Linked DNA regions of Homo sapiens: regions 1, 2, 3, 5, 6 and 7 are each linked to region 4. The links are chromatin loops, found by intact Hi-C in ENCODE. Cell type or tissue: CD4-positive, alpha-beta T cell. All regions are shown on one strand. Region 1 overlaps HDAC4 (histone deacetylase 4). Region 2 has its middle 45 kb from the start of LINC02991. Region 3 overlaps HDAC4 (histone deacetylase 4). Region 4 overlaps HDAC4 (histone deacetylase 4). Region 5 overlaps HDAC4 (histone deacetylase 4). Region 6 has its middle 60 kb from the start of MIR4786. Region 7 has its middle 33 kb from the start of MIR4440.

Region 1 (4,000 bases), 60 kb before region 4:
ATGAGTGATGGTAAACCATAAAACTCAACTCCTGAGAAAGGAATTTTACTAGCAGATAATGGAGGGTTCCTGTCATTCCAATAGGAGGACCCGCCTTTGGGGTCTGCACAGCTGGTGGGGTCCCCGTGGACCCCTTCTGAGTCCTTCTGGGAGTGGGCTAGCCCAGGATCGGCTGGTGGGGAGGTAGCTGCACTGGGGGGGATGTGGGGGGTTGGCATTGCAGGACCTTCCATGCCGCCTGCCTCCATCTGGGGCCAGGAGTTGGCCCTGGGCTCTGCCTGTGGGTCCTGGGTGTGCTGCTGCTGCCTGGTGGCCTGGGCCTGGAGGAAGGAGCTCAGCTTACACTCCCAGCCTTTCAGGCAGGTTCGCAGCAGCCAAGTGGTTTCTTAAAAAGAATTCCTCCTCCCTTGATTAATTTCTGGCATGCTGCTTCGGGGAGCTCTTGCGTCAGTAAATCGTCATAAACCCCCAGTTGTCTGGATCAGACATAAACACCAAGCCCAGCTCCACCGCTCCTGACTCTTGGCCAGGGCTGGCCTGCCCTCTGAGCTCCGGGCTGGGCTGCTGGAGATAAAGAGGGCCAGCGGGCGCCCGAGAGGTCAGGCGTATGGCTGCACCCGACAAAGTCCTTTTCTCAGAGGTGCCGAGCCTGGCAGTTCGGATGTGTGCTGTGCTCGCTGGGGGAGGATGCCGGGCACAGATGTGATTTATTTCCTGAAATGTTTGGTGTTTCTTTTTCCTCCCCCACCAGCTCCCCACTCTCATGGATAGGATGTTTTCCTCGTTGGGAGTATTTGCCTCCTTCCAGTGGGCATTCTGTAGGGGTTAAGAAAGATCCCTGTGTGTGAGGCTTGCACAGTGTTACATTCAGGTCTGGGAAACTCAGGGGCTGGACAGCAAGTACCTCACTGTCCAGATCTCAAGGACAGAATGCCTTACAGAATGCTTCCTGTTGCTCACAGCAAACCTCATCTTAAGGCCTTTTCAGCAGCGTTTGAGATCGTCAGGAGGTCCCGGACTACATTCATCCTGCCCTTGTTTTTGTAGAACATTTTTCATCTGGGGTACCCGTGAAGAGGCCAGAAGCCTGGGAGCTGGGTTCCCCACAGTCCTGGGTTACCGGGGAGCACACTTGGGCCAGCGCCAGGGCTCCTCCAGGGTGGCTAGAAGAAAGAACTTGGGCCTCCAGTCATTTCAGGGCTGATTCAGGCATTTGGCAAGTATTGATTGAGCCCCTGCTATAGGTGGATGGTGGGAATGTGTGGCTTTCAGCGTGTCATCCAGCTTACATTGCTCAGGGCGGGGACCAGTCACTGGCAGATGTGGAGGGATGTGCAGTGAGGGGCCTTGTGGACAGGGCCAGGCATGGGCCTGTACAGACATTCAGAAGAAATGGCAGCCACCCCAGGCCCCTGGATGGTGTGTATGCGGGGAGAGCATGGGAAGGAAGACTGTCCAGAGACTGTCCAGGGGCCTCTGCTGGATGTTAGCTTGCAGGGAGCAGTGTGGGCCAGGAACCAGGCAGGGCTTGGCCATGCCCATGAATTTGGCCAGGGTGTCTCTAGGCTTGCTCTGGGTTTCCGAGGGCCTGCAGGGCACAGGCACGCTTTGGGGAGGCTGTCAGGCCCTGGTTCTGAGTCCCATCCTGTGAGCCAGGCAGTCTCTCTGGGAAAGCCCTGTAGGCAGAAGGGCAGTCCCGGGCCAAGTCTGGGCTGGCTGGCTGGGGGCTAGCGTCTGATTTCAAGATTGCAGTTTCGACTTGTTTTCTGCCTATGCACATAAACTGTGGTATGAACCAAATTTAAGGGAGTTTCATGAATGAAAAAAAGTCCAGGCTGTCTACGATAATTAACTTTGTGTGTAAAATTGAGAAAAGACTTCCGTATTGTAGCTGAGGGGCAGAACAGCTGAGTTTCACTCGCTGGACACCTGGGCTCTGCAGAGCAGGTTCTGAGGGCAGGGGACCTGGGCCCCAGTTTCTGAGCTGCATGGGGGTGCCTCCCAACCCCTGGGGAAGGGGAGGAACGTTCATCGGGCCCCGGCTTGCCTTATTCATGCCATTGGCTCAGCCGAGCCCTGGGCCACCCCGTGGGAAAGGCACACCCTCCCTCCCAGGTGGGTACGGCTAGGCTCCCAGGGCAAAGCCAGGTGCCCCAGGAAACCCAGCTGCCAGCAGAGCCAGGCGAGGCTGCCGCCTTCTGACCCCAGGCTCTTGTGGCTTCCTTGGGGCTCTGCTTCTCAGATTCTGAAACATTTGTTCAGCGAAGGCAGTTGGTGAATCATCCTAGTCAGGGTTTTTTTCCAGAAACAGGTGCACCGCCAGTGAGTGATGTGGTCTCGTTCAGACTGTGCCTCTCATGCCTGCACTCATGGCCTGGGAAGGTCGTACCCCTGGGCCTGTTGTGCACTTCTCTTTAGCAGTATGACAGGGGTGACCTCTGTGTGCTTGGGGGTGGCATGTGAACTGCCCCACAGGCTCCCATCAGCATTCAGAGAGGCCTCAGGTGCGGTGGATGTGGGGGTCTCGGACCAGAGAAGCAGCCAGCTGCTGGCTCGCTGGGATGCCCATGGCCCCAGAAGTATCTAGCAAATCATAGAGAGTTTAAAACATACTGCCATCTGTTGTTTTCTTCCAACTCCTTGCTTTGCCATTTATTCTGTCTTGAAGATTATTTCATATCAGTTAATAAAGCAATCCCTGATTCTTTTAATAAATAACATATTTCTTTTTAATTCTTGAAATAACACTTGGGTGTTGTTTCTGTCTACCAACATGTATATTAATTTCTTTGTTCATCATGCTTTTTTATTGTGGTAAAATATACATAACATAAATTTATAATTCTAAGCATTTTGAAGCGCACAGTTCAGTGGCAGTAAATATTTTCCCATTGTTGGGCAACCATCACCACCATCCATTCCCAGAACGTTTTCATCTTCCCGAACAGAAACTCCATACCTAGTAAACAATCCTGTTTCCCTCCCTCTGGCTGCGGCACCCACCATTCACCATTCTGCTTTCTCAGCGAATCTGACTCCTCTAGGGCCCTTCTGTGAATGGACTTGTATTTGTCCTTTTGTGCGTGGCTTCTTTCACTTGGCATAATGTGTCAGGGTTCACTCGTATTGTGGCATGGTCAGAATTTGGTTCCTAAAACTTTTAAGGATGAGCAGTCCATTGTGTGCATACATCACATCTTATTTATTCCATCTCTTGGTGGACCTTTGGGCCGTCTTAACTTTTTGGCCATTGTGACTAATGCTGCTGTGAACATATGTGTACACACGTCTCTGAGTCCCTGCTTTCACATCTTTTGGGTATATACCTTGGAGCAGAATTGTTGAATCCTATGATAATTTTGTGCTTAATTTATTATTATTTTTTTTTCATCCCACTCTGTTGCCCAGCCTGGAGTACAGTGGTACAATCTCGGCTTCCTGCAGCCTCTGTCCCCCGGGGTTCAAGTGACTCTCGTGCTTCAGCCTCCCGAGTAGCTGGGACTACAGACACCCGCCACCACGCCCGGTTAATTTTTGTATTTTTAGTAGAGATGGGGTTTTGCCATGTTGACCAGGCTGGTCTCGAACTCCTGACCACAGGTGATCCACCCGTCTCGGCCTCCCAAAGTGCTGGGATTACAGGCGTGAGCCACCACGCCCAGCCCTGTGTTTAAGTTTTTAGAAACCACCAAAGTGTTTTCCACAACACTGCACCATTTTATGTTCCTGCCCACCACGTATGAGGGTTCCAATTTCTTCACATCCGCACCAATATTTTTTATTTTCCAATTTTGAAATAATAGTCATCCTAGTGAGTGTGAATGGTATCTTATTGTGGTTGTGATTTGTATTTGCCTAATAATTAGTGATGTTGAACATCTTTTCATGTACCTATTGGCCGTTGGCATATTTTCTTTGGATAAATGTCTCTTCACGTCTTTTGCCCATATTTGAATTGGGTTGTTTGTTTTTTTGTTGTTGTGTTGTAGGGGTACTTCAT
Region 2 (4,000 bases), 360 kb before region 4:
ATAACTAAAATCAGAGCAGAACTGAACAAAAGTGAGACCTAAAAATCAATACAAATAATCAACAAAACCAAGAGTTGGTTATTTGAAAGGATAAACAAGATCAATAGAATGCTGGTTAGATTAACAAGAAAAAGAAGGAAAAGATCCAAACAAATACAACTAGAAATGACAAAGGTGACATTACAACTGATCCCACAGAAATACAAAAGAACTTCAGAGGCAGTTATGAGTAGATCTATGCACACAAACCAGAAATACAAAGGAAATGCATAAATTCCTGGAAACACACAAGGTCCCAACATTGAATCAGGAAGAAATTGAAATCCTGAACAGACCAACATCAAGTTTTGAAATTAAATCAGTAATAAAAAATCTACCCACCAGAGGAAAAAAAAAAAAAAAAAGCCCTGGGCTACATGGACTCACAGCTGAATTCAGATTTATGAAGAAGAGCTGGTACCAATTCTGTTTTGTTTTGTTGAGTTGTTTGTTTGTTTGTTTGTTCGGGAGGCAGAGTCTCACTCTGTTGCCCAGGCTGGAGTGCAGGGCCACAATCTCTGCTTGCTGCAACCTCCGCCTCCCAGGCTCAAGCAATCTTCCCACCTCCCAAGCAGCTGGGACTACAGGAGTGCCCCACTATACCTGGCTAATTTTTGTATTTTTTGTAGAGATGAGTTTTTGCCATGTTGCCCAGGCTGGTCTTGAACTCTTTGGCTCAAGAAATCTGCAAGCCTCAACCTCTCAAAGTGCTGGGATTACAGATATACACCACCATGCCCAGCTGAGCTGGTACCAATTCTACTGAAACCATTCCAAAAAATCGAGGACAAGGGACTCCTCCCTAACTCATCCTGTGAAGCCAGTCTCACCCTAGTACCAAAACCTGGCAAAGACACAATGAAAAAAGAAAACTACAGGCCAATATCCCAGATGAATAGACACAAAAATCCTCAACAAAATACTAGCAAAATCCAGCAGCACTTGAAACATGTCATTCATTGAATACAACTGTCTAGCCACGTGCAGAAGAATAAAAGTGGGTCTCTACCTCTCATCATATACAAAAATTAACTTGAGAGATTAAAAATTTAAATGTAAGACCACTCAAACTATCATAATTCTAGAAGAAAATCTAGAAAAAACCCTTTTCAACATCATCTTTGGCAAAGATTTCATGACTAAGTTCCCAAAAGCAATTGCAACAAAAACAAAAATTAACAACTGGGACAATTAAACTCAGGAGGTTTTGCACAGCAAAGGGAATTGCCAGCAGAGTAAACAGACAGCCTGCAGAATAAAAGAAAATACTGCAAACTATGCATCTGACAAAGGTCCAATATCCAGAATTTATAAGGAACTTAAACAATTCCATAAACAAAAAACATAGGCAATTAAAACATGGGCAAAGGTCACAAACAGACACTTCTCCAAAGAAGATGTGCAGGTGACCCACAAACATGAAGAAATAATCAACGTCATCAATCATCAGAGAAATGCAAAACAAAACCACAGCAAGATACCATCTCACACCAGTCAGAACAGCTACCATTAAAAAGTCAAAAAATAACAGAAGCAGGCAAGGCTGCAGAGAAAAGGAAATGCTTCTGCACCGTTCGTGGGAACGTAAATTAGCTCAGCCACTGCGGAAAGCAGTTCGGAGATTTCTCAAAGAATTTAAAATAAAACTACCATTCGACCTAGCCACCACTGGGTATATAAACAAATCATTTGGCCGGGCGCAGTGGCTCAGGCCTGTAATCCCAGCACTTTGGGAGGCCGAGGCTGGTGGATCTCTTAAGGTCAGGAGCTCAAGCCCAGCCTGGCCAACATGATGAAACTCTGTCTATACAAAAAATACAAAAATTAGCCGGGCATGTTGGTGGGTACCTGTAATCCCAGCTACTTGGGAGGCTGAGGCAGGAGAATAGCTTGAGCCTAGGAGGCGGAGGTTGCATTGAGCCGAGATAGCGCCACTGCACTCCAGCCTGGGTGACAGAGAGAGACTCTGTCTCAAAAAAAAAAAAAAAGAAAGAAAAACAAACCTTTCTACCAAAAGGACATATGTACTGTATGTTCACAGCAGCACTACAAATAATTATAGCAAAGACATGAACCAACCTAGGTGCCTACCAGAAGTGGATTGGATAAAGAAAATGTGGTCCATATACACCATGGAATACTACTTAGTCATAAAAAAGAATAAAATCATGCCCTTTGCAGCAACATGGATGCAGCTGGAGGCCATTTTCCTAAGTGAATTAACAGTAGGGCAAAAACCGCATGTTCTCACTTACGAGTGGGAACTAAGCGTTGGGTACACGTGGACATAAAGATGGGAACAATAGTCACTGGGAACTACTAGAGGGGCAAGGGCTGAATAACCACCTGCAGGATACTACACTCACTACCTGGGTGACGGGGCCTTTCATACTCCAAACCTCAGCATCACGCAATATGCCCACGTAATAAACCTGCACGTGAACCCCCTGAATCTAAAATGAAAGTTGAAATTGTTTTTTTTTAAAAAATCTCTTTGGAGTTGAGTGCATAGAAGAATAAATACATAAATGAAAATCTTCTTTCTAAGGGCGGAAGCGGGGTAAGAGTTGAAAAATTACCTACTTGGGACAGTGTTCACTAGTCAGGTGAGAAATACACTAACAGCCCAGACTTCACCATACCATATGTGGTATATGTAAGAAATCTGTACTAGTACCATCTAAATATATAAAAATTGAAAAATAAAAAAAATAAAAAAATAGAAACTAATTTCCATGGAAAATCACACTCTGAGGTACTGGAGTTAGGACTTCAATATATGAATTCAAGGGGACACACTTTGGCTCATAAAGGATAGAGAAGACTCAGTGAGACAGAGCGAGGTCAGGTGCTGTGGGAGCTTGGAACCACTGAGGATGGGCCAGTATCCCTGGTGGATGGCATTGAGCCGAGTATCAGAGGATCACACCGACCAGGGCTGCAGGAGTGCCCGGGTCCACAGGAAGGTGGCAAGGCACACAGCAGCTAAGCCGTGGGAGAAGCACCGCATGCGGAGGGTGGGAGTGCCTGACTCTCTCCCACCCACACCCCCAGCCCCAGGCTGCACCCGCCTCTCCAAGCAAGCATGGCCAAGCACTGGGATTGAAATCCAGGCAGACACCAACCCAGTCCTCACCAAGTCGATTAACACTGGACTGAGATGGTGGAAAGGAGTTTGGCTAGGACAGAGGCTGAGATATTAAAGACTAGAGTGCCCAAAACTTGGGGTTCAATTTGAAGTATTTGAGGGGGTAAGAGAGAGGACCAAGAACAGCTCCCATGTTAGAAAGATGCAGCTCGAGGTTAAGGAGGAAGCAAGCAGACATGAGCACTCACAGTTGAGCCAAAGTGAGGGTTAGGTGCCTGGGGCTGTCCAGGCAGTGATGGCCAATAAGCAACGGTCAGGCCGAGCTCACGTGGCGCAGCAGGGCTGGGGCTAGTGACACAGAAAATGCAAATGAGATCACCAGGGAGATTCATTGTGTCATCCACACAGTCATTTATTCACTCAACAATATTTATTGAGAATCGAGTGAGATGATGCCTGGACATAATGCTGGCTCTGAGGATACAGTGGAAGTGATCAGGAGAAATCAGGGACTGCCCTCACAGAGCTTGTAGGCCTGTGGGTAAGCCCAGTTTTGAGGGAATCAAGCATCAAAAACACTTTGGCATTGGAGAAACCCACTCCCAGCTTTGAGGGAAAGAACATTGTCAGCAGCGTTGCTTGTGAGACCAAAAGACTTGGGAACAATGTAGATGTCCACCAACTGCAGAAGAAATAAGTTATCTGTGATTTACTCAAACATCAGAATGCAGCATGGTGGTGAAAACGCACTGATTCTTGCTAAATGCATTAACATGGATGAATCTCAGGAACATTATGTAAAGTTGAAGAGCAGGAATCCAAAGAACATATTCAGTGTAATTCCATCTACATGAAGTTTTAAAACATGCAAAG
Region 3 (4,000 bases), 110 kb before region 4:
CATCATGGTGGAGGATTCCCCCTGTGGGCTGGAGCCAGGGTCAGGGGTGGCCACGGGAAACAAGCACATCTTCCTCGACAAGGGGAGCCTTTGGGTGAGCGGGGTGAGATCCGTGAACTGGACTGTGAGACCGTGTTGGAGAACACTGGGTATTAAGCCAACCATGCCTGTAACGTGGGCAGTTACACAGTGAAATGAACACTTCACTTGAGTTGTTAGAAAGTGTAAGCTGTTGCTCACGCCTGTAATCCCAGTACTTTGGGAGGCCGAGGTGGGTGGATCACCTGAGGTCAGGAGTTCACGACCAGCCTGGTCAACATGGTGAAACCCCATCTCTACTAAAAAAAATACAAAAAAGTTAGCCAGTCGTGGTGGCTCATGCCTGTAACTCCAGCTACTCAGGAGGCTGAGGCAAGAGAATTGCTTGAACCTGGATGGCTGAGGTTGCAGTGAGCCGGGACCGCAACATTGCACTCCAGCCTGGGCAACAAGAACCAAACTGCGTCTAAAAAAAAAAAAAGAAAAAGAAAGTGTAAGCTGTTAAAGAAAGCTCCCATCACGGTGGGCTGGCTTTTCCTGGCCTGGCCCCACCCACAGGACCCCTGGGCTGTTTCTCCCCTTTGTGGGGAGGAGTCAGGGAAGCCCTGTTTGGGGGCCCATGTAGAGGGCAGAGCACTGTGGCTCCGGGGTTCAGTCTCTGAGACGTGGCCCATCTGGGTCACTCTGGGTGGTCCTACCCATTACATGATCAGAAAGGCACAAAGTAGAAAATGTGTATCTTGTATTGCCTGAGAGTTTTATTAAAGCATTTCCAGTATCATTAATATTAGAGGAACTAAATTGGTAGAATAGATCAGCAATACAAATAAGCAGTTGCTGTAATTGGGAAAAATACTAATGATTTAATTTGCATATGTGGCAGAAGCGACGTTTTATGATTGCTTTGATAATAAAAGACAGGCTGAGTATCACCAATGCACGCAAATAAAGAATCCATTAATTCTATTCATTTAAAAAAATGGTATTCCCAGCTTCTGCAGCGACAGTTTAACAATTAGCGTGCCTAATTTTAATCTGTTACGTGGGTGCAGGTCCTGACTAACTTGGGAAGGCAGCTCCTGCTGGTGTGAGTCTGTGCTGTCGCTGATTGTGCTGAGGAATATGGAGATCCCAGCCCTTGGGGAAGCAGAGCCCTTGGCCCTAGGGAGCCGTATGTGATCTGTATCACTGTTGGCTTTGGGGGCCTGAGCAACTGGGACTGTGTTGCCCTGGCTTCCAAAGCCCAGTGAGCAGTCTCAGCTGATGGAGTGTGTGTGTGTGACGTGGAACTGGGGGGCGGTGACTTCAGTCACTCTGGCTTGAGTCTATTTTAGGGGATCTCTCGCCTAGGAGGTTTTGCACCCTCCTCCCCCAGGGGACATTTGTCAGTGTCTGGAGACAGTTTTGGTTGTCACATCTGGGGGCGTGGTACTGGCCTGTAGTAGTTTGAAGCCAGGGTTGCCACTGAACATTCTACAGCACATGGGACAATGAATTGTCCGTCGCAAATGTCATTGGTACCTAGGGTGAGAAGCTCTCTTGTCATTAAGTCCAGAACATGAGCATTTATTTAGCATTAGAAGTAAATGGCACCGCATTTGCCCAGTATGGATTTTGTTCCACTGTACAGTCATAGAACTTAAATAGTAATTTTGAAAACTCTTGGGACAAGTTACATACATCATTTACCAGCTTGGGGGTGAGGAAATGAAACCAGCTTTCATTTACATTTTTTTGCATGTGAATAAAATGTACCTTTCTCCTCTCCTTTTCGTTTCTTTTCATTTCTCCATCTCTTTCAGATTTGAAAAATGGGTTTCGATTCCCCAGAACTTACATTTTCCCAGCCAGAGCGTGTTTTGCATGCAGATGTAGTTCGAGATAACAAAGAGGCATGTTTGTGTTGTAGTGACTACATAAAAAGAAAGGATATTGCTGAATTGTAAATTGCATTTTTAGAATATGCTAAAACGAAGCACTGAGAGTCATTTGTCTTCACTGCAGCTCAGCTCACTGCGTGTTTTCATTGTAGTGATTGAGGAAGGCGGTCGCGGGAGGCAGCTCCGTGACTCTTGGTTCCTAGACGGTTTCCTTCCTCAGAGCATCGCGTGTACGTCACGTGTTCAGGTGACAGCTCAGTCACCATAAATATACTTTAAACATCCTGATGTGTGTGTTGTGTGTGGGATGCTGTTGTTTCAGTCACTGCCAGTCATTTTCTCAGCTATCAGGACGTGAACCCGTGTTTGCTCCTTGCATCCGGGAGGCGCTGCTGAGGGGTGACCTCGATCCACAGGAAGTGTGCGCTGTGTACGGGAACGTTTAAACCGGGCATCCCTCGTTTTCTGAGATGGGACGTGAAGGCCGAGTGGAGATCGGTAGGCAGCAGCAATGCCTCTGAAGTTGGGGACAAAGCGGGAAAGAATCCATGTGAACAAGCAGTTTGGGCAATTTATTTGATTGTGTGTGTGTTTCCGGCTTTTAAATATAAAAAAAATTTTCAATTGTGGTAAGAAACACCTAACAAAATTAACCATTGTAACCATTTGTTAGTGTACAGTTCAGCAGTGTTAATTATATTCACGTGGTTGTGCACCCAATTTCTAGAATTTTTTCATCTTGCAAAACTGAAGCTATTAACATACACCCATTAAATAGCTATTCAATTAGAGTTTTTAAAGGCAGGTGGTTCTTCTGAAACACAAGGTTACTGTCAGGCCCGTGGTGAACTCAAATGTTTGCTAACTATAGAGAGAAAGATGGGAAAAAACAAATGTTTATACATACAATAACTATAGCTACACATAGATAAAATATGTCTATATTATCAATATAGAATACATAGTAAATGTGTATTTATAACATATGTATAATTTAATGTAAATGTACATTAAATACATGAATTATATAAGAAGTTAAATGTGTGCACGGACGTGTGTGTGCATATGCCCATCCTCGATTTACCCAAAGACGCGGGCCATTGCAGAGCTCGCGCATTCCGCAGTGGGATTTCTTCTTATTCCTCTGGTCCAGATCTCCAGAACTGATTGTGCTGTTTTCTTTCTCTGAATGAATCGAGCCTCATGAGGGCCCTCTTGGCTCTGGCACCCATGGGCCCACGCCGCGCCCCCGACCCCAGGTCTCATCCCCTTTTTCGTGCACGCCCTCCCAGCCCAGTGGAGTCTTGGCGCCCCCGGCTGGATGGCAGGCTGGCCACACTCCACCACGGGCCAGATGGAGCCTGCAGTCTGCATCCGCTTCCCCCCGAGTCACCCCGCAGCCAGGTCCGGAGCATTCCACTGTCTCCCTATCCCACTGTCAGTGTCTGCGTGCAGGTGCTGAGCCTGGCTTGGTGTTCTTCTGTCCTTTGTTTCCTGTGACCCTGTGGTGAGTGTGACCCCGTGGTGGGGCAGGGGCTGCTCTCTGGCCTTCCCAGTGGAGAGGATGAGCAAGGGGCCCCGGCAGCCGATGGGGGGCTTGGAGAAAGGGCGCTTACCCCACCCTGGGGCTCCTTGGGGCTGCCAGGGGAATGGTGCCCAGGCTGGCTCTGAAGATAGGGTAAGATGACTGGGCCACCAAGGTGGGGGCTGTGGGGAGCGCTAGGGAGGCCCTGCCAGGAGCCGGTGCCCTGAGAGCAGGGCGGGCACTGGGCCAGCTCAGGCCGAGGGGACCTGCCAGACCCCTCCTGGGAGCTTGGACCTCCTTGGGTAAGAAGGAGCAGACCTTGATGGGGCTGGGCTGGGGCTGTGCTTGAGGGACTGGAGGGTGACAGGCAGAAGAGGGCAGTGGCTCCACAACGGGTAGACGGGGTGAGTCTTGGTGTCTGTCAGTGACTGCCAGCATGCCCAGCATCATCACACGCTCTGCTTTCTCCTGGCACCGGCCTGGTGCGTCTCCCCGGGGCTCGCCCACCTGCGCGGGAGCCAGCACTTGCAGGGACCCACCTTCCTGGGTTGGTCAC
Region 4 (4,000 bases):
TGTGAATGTATGTGGGTGTGTGAATGTGTGTGGGTGTGTGAATGTGTGTGGGTGTGTGAATGTGTGTGGGTGTGTGAATGTGTGGGTGTGTGAATGTGTGTAGATGTGTGAATGTATGTGGGTGTGTGAATGTGTGTGGGTGTGTGAATGTGTGTGGGTGTGTGAATGTGGGTGTGTGAATTGTGTAGATGTATGAATGTATGTAGATAATGAATGTATGTACGTCTGAATGATGGGGGTGCTTGGATGGCTTCCATCTGCTGGTAAATTAGGTCTTAGTGTGCACAGTAAGAGGGTCTTCTAATTGAACGTTTCCAATGGTAGCTCCTAGAATCAAGCCGCTGGAAGCTCAGCTATGGAAGTGATGGGTCCTTGAGATTTCTTGCCAGTGCGATTAGTCTTTCTTTAAAAGCCAGCTCAATTCCATTCTTCTATGTCGCCATTTCTTTGTTTCTTTCCATTTTGTGGGGGTAGGGAGCCTGGCACCATCCACCTGGTGCCCTAAGGTCCCCTGGTAGGCTTCTGCACAAAAGCTTGCCTGTCTGACCCTGTTCTTGGTTGACAACTGATGAAAAGGCTAAGAGAAGTTCAGTTCTCACACCTGGATCTCTGCGGTTTCCTGGGGAGTCCTGTTCCCTTTTCTCTGTCCAGCCCTCCTGAGGGGCTGTGTCCCTGACAGGAAATGGGTGGTCACCTGGGATTACCCTGTCTTCCTTGGCCTGCAGGCCATCTAGTCACAGGGCAGGTTCTTCTGTCCCTCCAGGTGGTCATGAGCACCAAACCGATTGTACTGTGGAAATGCTTGGTAAAAGCCAGCAGGGAAGAAGTATGTTGATTCCTTTTTGTGGTAAGTTAGAACTCAGAGAGAAATTTGTTTACTTTCATGATGAATATCTTTATCCTTGACATGTGGCTTATTTACTCAGCGTCTTTTCAAAATCACACTTTATCCTGAGAAAAATCTAGACCCAAGTCTAATCTCTGATCTCTTGGGTCACTCTTCACAGTGTGGAATGGGCCCTGCTCCTTCCAGGACAGGCCTGCCTAGGGCTGTCAGTGGGGCCTGGCCCGCCAGGGCCACCGTCCTGGCCACCAGCCCGAGTCTGGGAGTGGCCAGCGCTGTTGGCATTCCCAGTTTGCTGAGGACCAAGTTCACTTCCTCCAGCACCCATTCCAACTTCCTAAGGAGAAAGCTCAGCAGCGAGAATGGGATGAATTGAGCAAATAAAAAAAATTACAACCAAGTGAATTTAAACCCCTCTCAAAACATTTTCTGATTATTCTGGTAACTCTTTGACCTAATTTGGACAACAGTTAGAGAAATTCAGATTTATGCCTGGAATTCAAGTATAGCCTGTAGCTTGGTGTGTGTGTTTTAAGTGCTTGATATTTGTCTTTTTAGGAAAGTGCACTCATTCTTAGACGAGACGGTATTTGAAAGACTGTTTGGAATGTGCAGAATTACCATGTAAGAACTCAGAAGCTGGGAACAATGGCAAGCGGCTGGCTTTGGGTGGAAACTAACCAGCTGGCTGGAGCAGTCTCTGTCCTTGACGGAGGGAGAAGCCTGCGAGGGGATGCAGAGGACCTGCCCCAGGGCAGAGCTCTTCGTGAGGGGCCTCGTCCCTGTGATTTGAGTCCCCATTGCCGTGTAGAAGGGCGCAGGGCCCCTGGCACAGGCCTCTTCTGTGGAGCCCTCCAGGTCTGCCTTGGCTCAGGGCTCCGCCTCCTGGTGAGGAAGTGTCACGGAGCTGTGGTTTAACGTTTCCGGTTTGTGGCTAGTTTCTTGTGTGTACAACTCTCTATAGCTGTGCCAAGCCCTTCCGGGAACAGTTGTAGATTTTTGCTGCCTTCAGCACGTCCTCAAGGGTTTGGGGAGTCCTTGCTGTCCACCGTTGTATCTGGGGACCCTGGGCAACTGCTGAGTGGTGCCATGGGCCCTGGTGCTCCGCTGGGAACTGTTGGCCACTGGTGCTCTTCAGACTCCATCGGCTTCCTCGGGAGGGTCTGTATCAGAGGCCGTCTGTCTGGTGTGATATGGACGGGTGTGGTATGCGTGTCCATGGTCACGGATTAGTGTTTACGAAGTGTAATTATAGGTGCAGTGGATGGGAACTTTCTGTGGGCCGGGCACTGCCCTAGATCCTGGACGGTGGTAGGTCCCACCATCTCCCAGGTCATAGATGGCAACATCAGAGGTCAAGTAATGTGTCCAGTGCCACAGGAGTGCTAGGTGGTCAAGCGGCACCCCCCATGCAGTGTACAGCTGCCGCGGAGACCATGTGGGCACTTACTCTCCCTCTGCACAGCTGTGAGCACCAGCTGTGCACAGCCACTGTGCCCAGGATGCCCAGGGTGGTGTCCTGAGAGATTACCAGTAGCCCTGCCTTGTCCCCTGTGGCTTAGGGGACCTCCAGTGGTTAGGGCTGGGGGAGACGAAACTAATGACCTGGTGTCCCCTGGGGAAGGCCACAGCACCTGGGTGTGGGGTGGAGCAGGAGTCCCAGGAGCTATAGAGGCCAAGCGGGTGCCTTGTAGACACCGTCAGTGCTGGCTAAGTGAAGGAAGAGCCTCTTCCACTTTACAAGCTCACAGTCCCCTTTGGGCTACCTGGAAATGGTGACATTGGGAGGGTCCCAAGAGGCAGATGTAGAATGTGGAGACAGAGGGAGAGAGGGTGGGATGTGAGCTGTGAGCTGCAGCGCTTGCCTTTGGGTGTGTGGAAGCCATGATGATTTCTTGGCCAGTGGCTTATAATTTCCCAGAGGGAGCAAAGGTGTGTGTCATGAAATCGTGGACTCTTGCCTCGGGACAGCTGGTATGTAATTGTTAGCCTCATTTGTCCTCAGCAGCCCCGGAGGCACCTCTGGAATAGGTGGGGGTAGCATGGCCAGCACAGGGCCAGGCCCCCCTGGGCAGGTGGGCTGTGAATCTGTGCTGCAGGCAGGATGGCTGTGCGGAGGTCATGGAGGGCTGGGCAGGCCAAGCCAGTGGCTTGCAGTGCAGGGCATTGAGGACAGTCAGAATCTCAGTGTGGGCTCCTGGGACCAGGGTCCCGGCCTATGGAGAATCAGGGGCACGTTTCCCACCTAGCGGCTCTGCTACAGGAAGTAGGCCTGCCTGGAGTGTGGGCTCCCTGCCTCGGGCACTGTGCTGGGATGCCGGCGAGGGGCTATGGCAGTGTGGTGGGCTCCGGCTGGCCTGGCCCCTTGGCCTTATGGTTCACCTCTGGTCTCAGCAGCCTTCACTGGCTGGCAGCCCCTCTGGATGCCACAGCAGCCTCTGCGCAGGCTTAGGGGCTCTGTGTCCCCCTCCCTGTCCTTAGAGGGGGAGCTGGGCAAGGCAGGCCACGCTCCTGCCATACGGTTGGTGTATGAGGATGGACAGGCAGCTCGCTTTGGCCTCACCTCATCCCACCAGGCCCAGGAGGTCAGTACTCCAGCCTGATCGGGGCACTGCCCACTCAGCACCAGCCAGCCCATGGCATGGTTCCCGCATTCCCATTCACCCCCAGGACCTAGCAGAATGCTTGAGCTCATGCATAACCTTAAAATGGTGTTTGGAAGTTCCAAGAAGCCTGGTGTCTCTGACACTGTTGTTTGGGATCCTGCAGAGCTGGCTGACCTTGAGCCTGCACCCAGCCTGGTGGCTGTGTCTTTGTGGGGTGCCTGTGTTGGTGCCGGCGCTGTGGCCTGGTGAGCATTGGCATCACCTCGTGTTCCTGCTCTGTCCTTTGTGCCTCAAGGCTCTGCGGAGCAGGAGAGTCAGGGGCAAAGGGAGGGCCTGGGTTCCCGCCCCACCGCACCTCCCCCCAGGAGGGCTCTTCACCTGTCCCACATGCAGTGCCCAGAAAGCACAGAGGGGTGGTGCTGGGAGGCCACTAACAGTGGGGTTTTTCTTTGATTTTGGAAGTGCTGTTTCTGAGTGGGAGGCCTTGGCTTCTCTGGAGGAGTGATTTATTTTGAAACCACACCCATTGCTGGGCTAAGATTGACTTCCT
Region 5 (4,000 bases), 100 kb before region 4:
GGACCACAGGTAAAGGCCCGGGCCACGCCGACAGAGGCTCCAGTCTCCATCCTGCTTGTGCGGCCATGCCTGAGCCAGGTCCCCTGTGCTGTTGCCACACACGTGTGTGTGTGAGTGAGTCCGTGCGTATGTGTGTTTGAGGTTATATGAGTGTATTTGTGAGTGTGAATGTGTGAGCATGAGTGTTTGTGAATGTCTGTGGGTGTGTTACACTGTGAGCATGAGTGCATGTTTGCATGAATGTGATCGGGTGTGTTTAAGGTTATGTGTGTGAGCATGCATGTTTGTGTGTTTGTGTTAGTGTGTGTGAGTGCCTGGGTGTGAGTGTGCAAGTGTGATTGAATGTGTGAGTTTGAGGTTGTGTAAGTGCATGCTTGTGTTTGTATTAGTGTATAAGTGTTAGTATATGAGCGCATGGGTTTGAGTGTGCGTGTTTGAGTGTGTTCATGATTGTGAGTTTGTGGTTATGTGAGAGTGTGTGTGAGTGTATAAGGATGTGTGTATGTGATTGAGTGTGTGAGTTTGAGGTCATGTGTGAGTGACACACGTGTTTATATGTTGGACTCCTTGTTGGAGCCTGGCCTGAGTGGACGGGGCCGTGGTGCAGGCCAGAACAGGTGTCTGCACAGACAAGGTGGCCTGAGGCGCAGGGTTCCTGCCTGGACAAAGGTGGACTCTGTCCTGGGTGATTCCCTGTCCCAGCTGGGGCCTGCCCTGTGGCTGCCAGGAGCTGAGGAGTGACTGACTCTGGGGGCGACAGGCTGTGGGAAGCCCTGTGGTGTGGACAGCAGCTGCACATCAGTGGCTCCAAAGGGCAGAGGGTTAGAGCAATTGCCCTAGATGGCAGCTGTCATCGACTATCCAACTAGGAGATGAGGGGCATGTTGGTCCTTCACCTTTATGACTCATTTAGCTGTCTGTAATTCATCCCAGGAACGTTCTTAAAGTAATCATCATCATTTTGAAAAGACCCAGCATGATGCGGGGATGAGCTGTGAAGACAGGTTTTCAAGCCCAAGTCCAGTGGGTGCTCAACCAGCTCCTCTGCTCGGCTCCTCCAGGCGCCGCAGGGCTGCAGGTGCACCAGCCTTTCCACCAGGTGCCTGGCCAGCACAAGAGTCCTGCTCTCCCGGAGGCCGCTGTGCAGGATCAGCTCTGCACTATCTGTTGCCGTTAACCATACAGTGCATGACCTCCTGAAAAACACCAGACATGCTTCACAGGCCCCAGGGCTGGCAAGGCAGGGAGCAGGGAGGCCTGGATTCAGGGGGGCGCTGCAGGGAGTCCAGAGTGCCCGTGCTGACTGGGTTTGGTCTGTCTCTGGGCAAATCCAGTTTTACAAGTCTGCTAAGTAGCAGTCTTTAAAACTGCATCTTGATTGGTGTGGCACCTGTCTCCTGCCTGCGAGAACCATACCTGCTTTTACTCTACCCTTTAACAGGAGAGCCCCGAGCCATGTCTTTCAGTGGGATCGAGGGAGTTGGAACATTTCAGAGCTGTGGGGTGCCTCCCTCAGCGCAGCATTTTGGACCTCTAGCACCACTCTCTGACGGTTGTTGGTGGCCCATGGCTAAGGGTTGCATGGTTGTCTTTGCATTTTTAAACTCTGTTTTGACCCCGCAGAGCCCCTTGGGAAAAGTCGGGATGCTACCCTCACTGACCTGCCAGTCCCGGGGACACAGGGCAGACGGCCTGCCGTCCTGTACAGGGCCCCGTGCATCTGGGCGTGCTTTTCTCTGCCTCATGAAGTGTGTCGCCAGCCACGCTGCAATCATCTGTTCTTTAAGAGAAAGAAAAGTGGAGATGACAGGATGTGGCGGTCCTATGATTCTCTCCGCCCACCAGGGAGGAATGGGAAGTTCCCATCAGGGCATGACGCCACTTTCAGTACAAGCCTTCAGGCATCTGTGCCACTTCCTTTCATGCACCCTGCACTGTCCTCAGCTCCTTTAAGCTCTTCATTTCCGTTGTTTTCTATGAAAGGTGGCTACGATTCTGTGTGTTCTGCTTGAGAGAAGGTGGCCCAGGCCTGCTGAGACGTCATGGGCCGTGTCATCCAGCAACCTGGCTTCCGAGGCGCTGTGTTGAACACTTCTTGACTTCATGAGTTTATAAGTACTTCATGCCCAGCTACACCGTGTACGCGGAAATGAGAGCAGGGCTTGACCCGTCTCTTGATTATCTGCAGCAGTTTTAATTTATTTTAAAATAGAAATAGCTTTGCTTTTTACATTAAAATAAAAATGCTTTTTGTAAACAATTGCAACAATAAATAAACTTAGAAAGTAGGAGTTTAACGAACCTCTGAGTTTCGCTCACATGCTTGGGAAACCAACCGGGTTAGCGGGACTGTAGCTTGGAGACATTGCAGCCCAAGCGGCTGTCTCTGGGGAGCCCTGTGGCTCCCGGGCTGCCCACCCCCCGCCGGGCAGTCGGCTTGCTGCCACCAGCAGGTGTGAGCTCCAACCGTAGACATGCTCTTGGTCCAGACGTCCATTTATTGGGACCCAAAACTCAGAACTGTGGGCAGTTCAGACCTGGAAAGATGAAAGGGGACCGTCGGGGAATGGGCCGTGCTGCTGTCTTCCTTCCCGCTTGTTGGCATCTGTCCAAGCCTTCCCTCCTTTCTTGGAGACTGTCACCAGAGAGGGCCTGTCTGTGTCTTGTCAAACAGAGAGGATTCCTCCCTGCCGGCGAGCCTGTCCACTGCCTGTGTGTGCAGGTCCTTTGTCACCTTCCTGCAGCTTCCCTGGGGTCACCAGGGGAGTGGTGTGTCACCCGTGGGGTTGGCATTCACCTCCCCCCAGGTGAGGGCTCTCTGACGGCTGTGAATAATCACAGCAGCAGGTACCAGGATTGTCTGCGGGTTCCCATCTGCAGGGCAGCCTCAGCTGTCGATGCCGACATCGATAGTTTTGAGTAGAGTTGGGGAGGAACTTGGGCTATCACCTGGAATCAAAGCACCTTTATTTACTGCTTTGGTCCGAAAGAACGCAACACTTAGGAGGGTCCACTCCAGCAGTGATAAGCACCTCACCTGCAGAACAGGGAGGGCTGCCTGCCCAGGTCTCCCACCTCACCTGGGCAGGAGAGGCACCTGCAGCTTGAGACAGGCATGGAGAGGACGGTCCTGACCACTGAGGAGTGTCTGTGTCTGGAGGAAACAGCCTGTGCCCCTCTCCTCAGGACGGAGGCCCTTCACTTGTACCCCCCTGTTATCCCCCAATGGAGAAGGAAGTGGGTGGGCGGCTGGGACACGTCAGTTTCCAGTTTTTCTTGCTTGGCACCCTGTCAATCTTGAGTTTGTTTCAAGAAGCTGTTCTGCTGCCTTGATGAGACCCCCTCCACGTGAAGAAAGGTGAAATGCAGCAGCGCCAGCCACGCAAGATGGTACTGTGCTTTGGACGGTGCATTTCAGGGTCTTCTCATCGCCCCCTTTGCTAGTCCCTGAATTCCTCACAGCCAAGTTCCTGTGTCTCTGCGGGCCCCACATCCCTCACATCTGACATTCAGGGCCCTCCTGTGTCTCCGAAGGAAGAGGGTTGGAACACACCTGCAGAGCCACGGTTCTCAAACTCCGGAGCCCTTCACACTCCTGCAAATTAGCATGGACTCCAAAGAGCTTTAGCTTCAATGATTGAGATGCACAGGCTGACTGTCGTTCTGACGTGCTTGGGACCAGAAGTGTTCAGGCTCTCAGAGTTTTTGGATTTTGAAGTATTTGCGTATACATAATGAGATATCTTGGGGATGGGACCTGAGTCTAAACATGAAATTTATTTATTTATTTATTTATTTATTTTGAGACGGAGTCTTACTCTGTCGCCCAGGCTGGAGTGCAGTGGTGTGGTCTCGGCTCACTGCCACCTCCGCCTCCCAGGTTTAAGCGATTCTACTGCCTCAGCCTCCCTCCCGAGTAGCTGGAATTACAGACATACACCACTATGACTGGCTAGTTTTTGTATTTTTAGTAGAGATGGGGTTTCACCATGTTGGCCAG
Region 6 (4,000 bases), 620 kb before region 4:
AAGTTTAAATCTACTGTTGAGGCCCTCTACTGACTTTTTTAATGTCAGTTTTTATACTTTTCAGAATTTCCATTTGGCTCTTTTATTAAAAAAATTTTCTATCTATTGATATTCTCTCTTTAATGCAACATTGTTCTTATACCTTTATTTTCTTTTTGCTCATCACCAACCTGGGAGCTAGCCCAGGCTAGGCCAGGTGCATGTGTAATAACCAAGTGGAGTAATGTACACTCCCCAGATCTTGGTAGCTTAGCATGCAGTGTAATATTTGCAGGCACACAGTCTACTGCTGGTCCAGCTGAGGGTCCCAGGCTCTGTCCCCACATGGAAGCTCCTCGTGGTGGGGGCCTGGCCACTGCAGGCTGTGGCTCCTCCGCTCCTGCCTTTGGAGAGCCTCTTCCCATCACTGTGGGAGGAGACAGCTGGAGGGAGAGCTGCAGCTCCTCAGTGCTTTCTCCCAGAAGCCACACGTGCCTCTCCTTTCCATGGCCCCGTGGCCAGGGTTAGCAGCCAGCAGCATAGTCTGCAGAGGCTGGTGCGGAGGGACTCAGTCTCCATGTGCCTGAGGGAAGGAACTGGACACTTGGAACACTGTCTGCATCCACTGCACTGACACTGGGCATCACCGTGGTAGGCCCCCAAGTCTGGACACGGCCTTCCTGAATCCCCTCTTTCTATGTAATGATGAAGCCAGGCTATTCATGCTGAATTCTCCCTGCTCAGGACAGTGCCTCTCTCCTGGTGACTGCCAGCAGGGCAGAGGGTGGTGTCTGTTCTATTGTGGGGAAATACTTTTGCTTAGCATTGCAGTGGGAGTGGGTTTTTACGGCCTGGTGGGGCAGCTGGTGGGCGATCGTCCTAGAGATCTTATTGTAAAATCATCTTCACGCCAGCACGACCTCCCTGCTTAGCTTTGATGACTGCACAAGGGGCTTTCCTCACTTCCAGCATGTGCTGCTGTGAACCTGCCTGGTCCTCTGTGTGGCTGCCACCCTCAGTGGGGTTGGGGTCCTGGGTTGGGGCTGTGTGTCCAGCTCTGGGGAGGCTCCCAAAGCAGGGATGGACTCCCAGGCAAACAGCTTGCCCTGGCAAATTGGACAGTAAATGTGACCGGGTACTGGGTGTCCATCCTACTTCAGATGCCCCCGATCCAGGGCTGCTGACCAGGGAGGAACTGGACTATCAGGGAACAGACACAGTGGCAGGAGCCCCTCTGTCGGTTGCCACACCTTGCTGGCCCCACAATCCATGGAGCACCGAGCATCTGCTTGTCCCCTGGGCTCTGTCCCACCCAGGTCCTGAGCCTCTTTGTTCCTGGCTGCACACGGAAGGGCATTGCCAGGAAGCCCTGGGATGCCCGAGAGGTAGGTTTGTGTGCCATATGGAGGGGGCAGCAGTGTCAGGCCTGTCATGCGTCTGTCATACATGTGTGTTACTCATGGAGTCACAGAGCTGGGGAGGAGGGCCCTAGAGTTCTTCTTGTCTATCTGCCCCTTCTGCAGCTGAGGATACTGAGGCTCAGCACAGGGACGTGCACCTCAGAGTGACTCAGGTGAGAGGACGTTGATCCCGGGTACCAGGTATGTTGGTGGGCTCCAGGCATCACCAGCAGCACCTGCTCCTCAGATAAGGCCCCAGCCTGAGGGCAGAGTTGACCTCCCCCAGTCCCACCAGCACTTAGTGGGCCTCCTGCCAGCCCTTGTCACAATCTGCTCATCCAGTGGTCCTCCATAGAGTATGAGAAACAGAGCTTGGCTCGATGCCATCTTTCCTGGACCTCAGAGGACCCAGTGGTCCAGACTGGATATTGTGGGCTCCCAGGATAGCAGAGCCACCTCCCACCCTCTTCCAATTGACCCCAAGCTCTTGTTTCAATCCTTCAGGAGACAGGAAGCTCTCTGCCTGCAAGTCTTACAGTTCACGTGCTGGAAAACGCTGATTAAAACCTTCTACTCAGCTGCTGTCTGACACTCAGACCCCAGCCCACAGCCCCTCTTTGGATTGCCAGCACATAGTGCCTGGACCAGGGCAGGCTCTCGGAAATAGTGGTTGAATGATGCACCCAGAAAAACCATCATGGTCTGTGGTCATGCCCAGCCCTCAGCTCCCTGCAGTTCCTCAGCCTTCCTTCCTGGATGGGTGCCTGCAGGACGGGCCTTCAAGAAGGAGCCCACAGGTGCACACCTGCCACCTTGACTTGGAAGATGTTCCTGAAGTCGCCACCAGATGGAGCACCTGTTGGAGTCTGAAACGTCTCCCGCTCATCCCTATGCTTTGGGTCAACAGTGACTTTAGCATTGACTCAGTAAAGAAGAGGGTGGCCTGTTCCTGGGCCAAACAGGGATCCAAAGACTCACAGATTTCATTTTTTTCCAATAACCAAGTATCTCACACACAGAGACAAGTGCGGAAGGTAGATGTCACTCACCTGTGCCCACCACCAAGAACTAACCAGACTCGCAGTTCAGGGAGTACTCTGGCCACCCCTGTGCTATGAGGCTTCGAGGCTTTCCCAGGCGGTGGTGGGGTGACCTCCAAGTGCAGGTGCCCACAGCTGGGCAGTGTCCCCGTCCCCTTCTCTGGCTGTCTTGGGACACAGGGATCCAGCCTGAGGGAGCCTCGTGTGTTTCTCCACTTGCTTGGTGCGGGACCTGCGGATAAAACAAGGCTGAGCACCCGCCTCTGTGCCAGCTGCTGCTGCTCCTTTTGTTTTTGGTTGTTTTTGTTTGTTTGCTGTGGCTTGCCTGGCTGTTTAGGGAGACTATTGGCATTCGCTCCAGGAAATCCTCTCTGGGATGGAAGTACTTATTCACGCAGGCGGCTGGATCGAGGGAAGCACAGTTTCCAGCAACTCCGCTTGGTTATGATTAATGGAGATAAATCTGCCCAAGAGAAGCTAAATTTAGCCAAAAGTTGAGCCCCCTGCTTCCGCACTCCGCCCTCAGGCACCGGCAGAGTGTGTGTTGCTGTTGGCCAGAGCCCAGATAACATCAAGAGGTGGAAAACAATCCCCAGAAATCTGAAAAATGTAGAACAAGGAAAGAAAATGTTCAATCCATCAAAACAAACAGAGATACAATCTCACCCCCCTTGGTTTTTGTACCACTGGGTTTAGGGGAAAAGAAAACAAGAGACTGAATGAGAGAGATATGCATTAAAAACACAAAAAGATTGAAGACAGGAACAGAGTGCTCCCGCACAGGGTCACAGGGCTTGAGAGACCCCGGACCCTCAAGTGCAAGGCCCTGGTGGGGCAGGGCAGTGGGCAGGAGGGAGGCCGGGTTCCCCAGGGTCCACGCCAGGTGTCCCTCAGCCCTGGCTTCCCTCCCTCCATGCGTTGCGTGCTCACCTTTTTCTCTTCCCGACCCTGGCTGTTTCGATAATCTTCAGGCTTTGAGAGTGAATGCATTACTCCTGTCATTTATCCCACAAAGATGTACTGTGCTGGGCACAGGCAGGTCCTGGGCCTGCAAAGAGGAATAAGATGGTCCCTGATCCCCAGGACTCGAGATTGCTGGGAGGGCGGCCCAGATGGAGGTGGGAAAGCTGGAGGTGGCGTCTGGGCTGCCCTCTGGGTCTCCAAGCAGGTTCTGGGGTTGCAGGGCTCTGTGAGCTAGGGGAACCCTGCTGGCATGCTGCTTGTTAAGATCATGCTTCTGGTGGCTTCTGTGTCTGGTTGGAATGCTGGGGGGTGGGCACTGGGGAAGCATTAGAGCCCACGATTTGGGCCCTTCTTGTTTTGATTTCGGGTAGTACACCCTTAGGAAACACTTTGGGAGCCACAAGCACCCTACAGATGAAGTATTTTATTATTTTTAATAACTGATCATGAATTCAGGGACCATGAACCATCCGCCTGAAGAGTCAGTATTGCAGAAAGTTTGAAGCATTGAACTCACATTTCAGGAGTGCTGGGTCACTGTGATGGGCTCTGGGGAGTGACCGGTGAGTAGCAGAGGGGCACAGTGAGAGGTGACGAGTTCCTGAAGGTCCCTCTCCC
Region 7 (4,000 bases), 230 kb after region 4:
TTGTCAGAGCCTGGCCCGGGCTGATTAGGACAGGGGGTGATTAGGTCCTGAAGGGAGAGTCGGAGAGAGGAGGCGGCTGGGGGTCTGGATGGCTTTGCACACGCACCACGGGAGAGTGGGAGAGAGGGGTGGCTGGGGGTCTGGATGGCTTGCACACACACCACGCACATGCTCCGAGGGAATTATTTTCTATCCCTAGGAATCCGCCAGCCCTGGAGAGGCACCTCCTCCAGTCAGTGAGACCCCGGATGCCAGGGCAGCACAAATGCAGCGAACAGGAAAGACAGAGAACCCACACGGCCTAGGCGAGCACCCCAGAGGGCACCCTCCACCTGCCGGCAGACGGCCCATCACACCAGGGGCTCTGCATCTGGGGTGCCCCAACAGTCTGTGGGGGCTTCAGAGCTCTGGGACCCCCTGAACACTGTGTGCAAAGTTCTCTAGGGGGAGGGCCTGTGTGTGCAAAGTTCTCTAGGGGGAGGGCATGGGGTCTTCATCTGATCCCAAGGAGGTCAGCTCCCCGCGTCTCGGGATGATTCTGAAGCCCTCAGCCCATCCTCGATGTCCTGAGCCCCCTGCTCGGCCCTCAGTGGGGCTGGCTGTTCTGCTGCTGCTACTCCATTGGTTTTTCCTTCTCTCCTGCAGGGCACCTCGGTTCAGGGACAGGTCTTGTTACCTGGGGCGGTAGGAGGTGCTCACAGAGTGTTTGGGGTACTCCCGAGGTCAGGGCTGAGCTACCAAGGTCAACACAGAAGAACAAGTGCAGGGTCTTGGATAGACCCTACCCAGCCTGGGAAGGCCCCGTGCTGCTGCTTCAGGGACGACGCTCTGCCCTGTGCCAAACCTGCAGTCGGGACTGTGCCCAGCAGCCCAGCCTGGGAGACTGATGGGTGAGGAGGCAGGGTCCTCCTGCCGGCCTTGGAGTGCAAAGGCAAGAGGGAAGCCAAGGAGAAAGCCCCCCAGAGGAGGGCTGGGCACCCTCCCCGGGCCTGCGTGCCAGACGCACCAGGCAGGAAGCAGGAGGGGGCGGGGCAGAGCAGGGCAGGGCAAGAGCAGGTTGGAGACTCCTGAGCAGCCTGGCCTGAGTCCCTGGATCCTTCCTGTGGCTGCGCTGTTTTCCCCTGTCCCCACTGTGGTGCCTGTGAGCCTCTGCTGTGGGTCGCAGCAGGAAAACCCTCTTCCCCCAGCCCGCTGGGCCCAGGCGGAGCTGGGACTGCAGATTCACCAAGGATGCCTGCGTGACCCTGTCCAGAGATTCTTTCCCGCCAAAAGCCAGCTGCATCCCACCCATCACCACAGGGACAGTGACGCCTGGCCAGGCAGGGGCATTCAGGTAGTGGCACTCTGCCCTCTTGCACCTCTGAAATGTTCGGGCTGCTTGGCAAAGGAGCTAAGAAGACTTAACGTGGCACACACTGCACGTTTCACAACTGAGTGACTGGGAGCCCCTGACCCCTGGCTGCCTCTCACCTGGGGACCCCACCTCCCCTGACCCCTGGCTGCCTCCCCCTGGGGACCCCACCTCCCCTGAACCCTCACTCCTGACCCCTGGCTGCCTCTCCCCTGGGGACCCCACCTCCCCTGACCCCTGACCCCTGGCTGCCTCTCCCCTGGGGACCCCACCTCCCCTGACCCCTGACCCTAACCCCTGGCTGCCTCCCCTGGGGTTTTGGCATCACTGGCACCTAGCCCCTCTGCTAATCTCTGCCCCCACCCAAGGCCCCTCCCACAGCTGGCCTGGGGAACTGAGTTGCTCATTAGGCCTGGTGGAGATTAATGTCATCAACTCCAGGCGATTTTCGCTGTCATTAACGGTGTCCAGTCCCCTCCAGCAGGAGGGAGGACGCGCCCACTGAGGCCGACTCTGGAGGCCTCCGAAGGCCGCGGTGCCCACGCGTGGAACGCCCTCCAGGCCTCGCTGCAAGGAGGTAGAGTGGCAGGGCTGCACGCACCTGACTCCAGGCTGGCCCAGTTTAGGAGACTTGGCCCACGGGGGAGCCCGCAGGAGAGCGGGGCTGCTAGGCTAGGGGGTGGGCGCGCCTGGCGGGGACCCCCACCTGCCCCGCCCCACCCCACCCTACCCGGCTGCTCCCACACCCAGGCCCCGCTGGGGAGGCTCGTGGACTCCATCGCCACCTGGTGGTGCTGCCTGGAACCGCGGCCTCATCCGGAGGCCCCACCCCACCCAGTGCCCGCCAGCCCTGGTCCCAAACCCTGACCCCAGCCAATGATGGAGGTGACAGTGGTGCGGCCTGCAGAAGCCAGGCGCCTCAAACCATTCCCCAATATTCTGGGGAGACACAAAACTGACAAAGTGAGACTCCCCCCACCCCCCTGGGAAGCGCAGGGCACTTTGGTGGACCTCCTCTGCGGTCTCCTCTGCCAGAGGATCCCAGGGCACAGTCCACCACTGCCCCATGGAGCAGCCCGTTGCTTTCTGGGCGGTGAGGACCCGGGACGTCCTGCCTCGTGCTGGGCCGGGATGGCTGCTCTGCACCCGCAGCTCCCACGTGGCCCTAAACACCTGCTTCACTCCTCACTGTCTACATGGGCTGCCAGGCACTGCCAGCCTCTCCAGGGGCTTTCATGGTGGGGACAGAGAACAGACATACAATGGCGTATGTCAGGATGCTGGGAGATGCGCCAACTAGGAAGGTAGGGCAGGGAGGTTGGGGGTGACGGAGGGGCAGGGCAGGGGGTGACAGGTAGGTGGGCCAGGGAGAGCAGGGAAGGGTTGCTGGGGACATGCCAGATGGTGCAGAGGAGGCAGGAGGCTGGGGGGTGGGGAGCAGGGCAGGAGGGCCTTGGCTTTGGACAGGATGAGCCGAGTTCTCTGTTAGTTTATTTAGAACCTTGGATAGTTGAGCCTAGAGCTTGAGAAATAGAAGCCTGGCTGGAAATAGAATCCTGAGCCTGTCAGCAGTTAGGTGGCATTTATGGCCACAACATGGAGCAAAATAACGAGGGAGCGAAATAACAAAGAAGAGAAGAAACACCGAGCCCCAGAAAAAGAGGCTGGAGAGAAGAGGAACCGGCAGAGGAGGCCAGGCAGGGTGAGCAGTGTGTGGGGCTGGGGAAACCCAGAGTGGGGGGCTCCAGCGATCAAGGGGTCAGCAGAGGGGAAGGTGCCATCCATGGACCGAGGAACAGCCGGGAGATTGAGCACCATGAGCACACAGCCCCCAACACCCCAGCTCCTCCGTGCTGCACACACACCCTCCTGGCACACCTGGGCACCCGCCAACCTGGTGTTCCACCGTAAGCACAGCACTGGGAACCAGATCCAACCATCAGGATGTGGTTCCCCCAGAGCGATGGGCAGGCCTCACTGGTCAGGACTTCGCGTCTGTTTCACCCTCATGATTGTCGTAAGACCTGCTGTTTACTGGGGCTTTACGATTTCCTGGAACTATGCCACATATTTACATATTGACTCCATCCAAACTGACAGCAGCCTGCCTGGAGAAGTAGGTGTTACTCTTTATGGAAGAATAAACTGAGGCTCCTAGAGGTCCAGAAACTTGACCAAGTTTCAGCAACTGGTTTTCAGTAGGAGCGCCACCATTGGTGCCAGGGCTGCCTCCTGATTCCAAAGCCCCAGGTAGGTACCCGCCAGGTGGCCTCCAGCCCCAGCCATATTTCCATTTGCATATTTGCACCTCATTAGCAACTTCTTTTGAGCTAGAAGACCTGAAAAATGCTCAGGACATTTTCAATTAATAAGTACTTCAAATGGAATTACAGAACTTTAGGTCACTGGTGCCTCCCAAATAGGGATGCTCAGCCAATCTGTGTGGTGTTGAAGAGCCTGGGGCAGGAACATAACCAACAGGTATTTACTGTTCTGGGCGTGTCCACGTGTTCTTCTGCAACCGCAGGTTCTATTGTCTAAACTCCCTGTAGTGAGTTGAGGGGTGCCCCCCAAAAAGATAGGTCCATGTTCTATAGTCTCTGGAACTTGTGAATGTGTCTCTGTAGATGTTAAGCTCAAGATTTTTTT

Evidence for each region. Peaks named below come from ENCODE experiments on the same cell type or tissue, not always from the same donor. Only the 100,000 strongest peaks of a DNase experiment are listed, where the experiment ranks them.
Region 1: it touches region 4 in a loop (3-fold over the local background); 17 of 110 quality-filtered maps call a loop at or near these places.
Region 2: it touches region 4 in a loop (2.2-fold over the local background); 5 of 110 quality-filtered maps call a loop at or near these places.
Region 3: it touches region 4 in a loop (7-fold over the local background); 25 of 110 quality-filtered maps call a loop at or near these places.
Region 5: a loop joins it to region 4, with 5 times the contacts of the local background. A loop is called at or near these places in 7 of 110 quality-filtered maps.
Region 6: a loop joins it to region 4, with 15 times the contacts of the local background. A loop is called at or near these places in 9 of 110 quality-filtered maps.
Region 7: it touches region 4 in a loop (4-fold over the local background); 6 of 110 quality-filtered maps call a loop at or near these places.

What each region holds. Positions count from the first base shown.
Region 1 is chr2:239,325,347-239,329,346 of GRCh38, reverse strand. All of the region lies in intron 2 of HDAC4 (histone deacetylase 4), which reads left to right. Among named protein-coding and RNA genes, the nearest start is that of MIR4269, 22 kb to the right of the region's middle. In CD4-positive, alpha-beta T cell, no CTCF peak of the experiment used is centred here; a DNase peak (open chromatin) is centred at 2,276; H3K27ac peaks cover 1,608 bases.
Region 2 is chr2:239,620,915-239,624,914 of GRCh38, reverse strand. No RefSeq gene overlaps it. Among named protein-coding and RNA genes, the nearest start is that of LINC02991, 45 kb to the right of the region's middle. In CD4-positive, alpha-beta T cell, no CTCF peak of the experiment used is centred here; a DNase peak (open chromatin) is centred at 1,534; H3K4me3 peaks cover 420 bases; H3K27ac peaks cover 1,525 bases.
Region 3 is chr2:239,379,250-239,383,249 of GRCh38, reverse strand. The region is part of intron 1 of HDAC4 (histone deacetylase 4); the gene reads left to right. Among named protein-coding and RNA genes, the nearest start is that of HDAC4, 20 kb to the left of the region's middle. In CD4-positive, alpha-beta T cell, no CTCF peak of the experiment used is centred here; DNase peaks (open chromatin) are centred at 1,379 and 2,139; H3K4me3 peaks cover 1,253 bases; H3K27ac peaks cover 1,254 bases.
Region 4 is chr2:239,265,346-239,269,345 of GRCh38, reverse strand. All of the region lies in intron 2 of HDAC4 (histone deacetylase 4), which reads left to right. Among named protein-coding and RNA genes, the nearest start is that of MIR4269, 38 kb to the left of the region's middle. RefSeq lists an enhancer at 2,053-2,102. In CD4-positive, alpha-beta T cell, CTCF peaks have their summits at 1,703, 3,582 and 3,801; DNase peaks (open chromatin) are centred at 1,755, 2,385 and 3,995; H3K4me3 peaks cover 2,611 bases; H3K27ac peaks cover 2,222 bases.
Region 5 is chr2:239,367,781-239,371,780 of GRCh38, reverse strand. All of the region lies in intron 1 of HDAC4 (histone deacetylase 4), which reads left to right. Among named protein-coding and RNA genes, the nearest start is that of MIR2467, 18 kb to the right of the region's middle. RefSeq lists enhancers at 1,683-1,842, 1,863-2,182. In CD4-positive, alpha-beta T cell, no CTCF peak of the experiment used is centred here; DNase peaks (open chromatin) are centred at 1,759, 2,010 and 2,519; H3K4me3 peaks cover 1,088 bases; H3K27ac peaks cover 2,595 bases.
Region 6 is chr2:239,880,674-239,884,673 of GRCh38, reverse strand. No RefSeq gene overlaps it. Among named protein-coding and RNA genes, the nearest start is that of MIR4786, 60 kb to the left of the region's middle. In CD4-positive, alpha-beta T cell, CTCF peaks have their summits at 1,970 and 2,183 (motif pointing right); a DNase peak (open chromatin) is centred at 2,223.
Region 7 is chr2:239,033,599-239,037,598 of GRCh38, reverse strand. No RefSeq gene overlaps it. Among named protein-coding and RNA genes, the nearest start is that of MIR4440, 33 kb to the left of the region's middle. RefSeq lists an enhancer at 1,101-1,720. In CD4-positive, alpha-beta T cell, CTCF peaks have their summits at 1,896 and 2,098 (motif pointing left); a DNase peak (open chromatin) is centred at 2,128; H3K27me3 peaks cover 825 bases.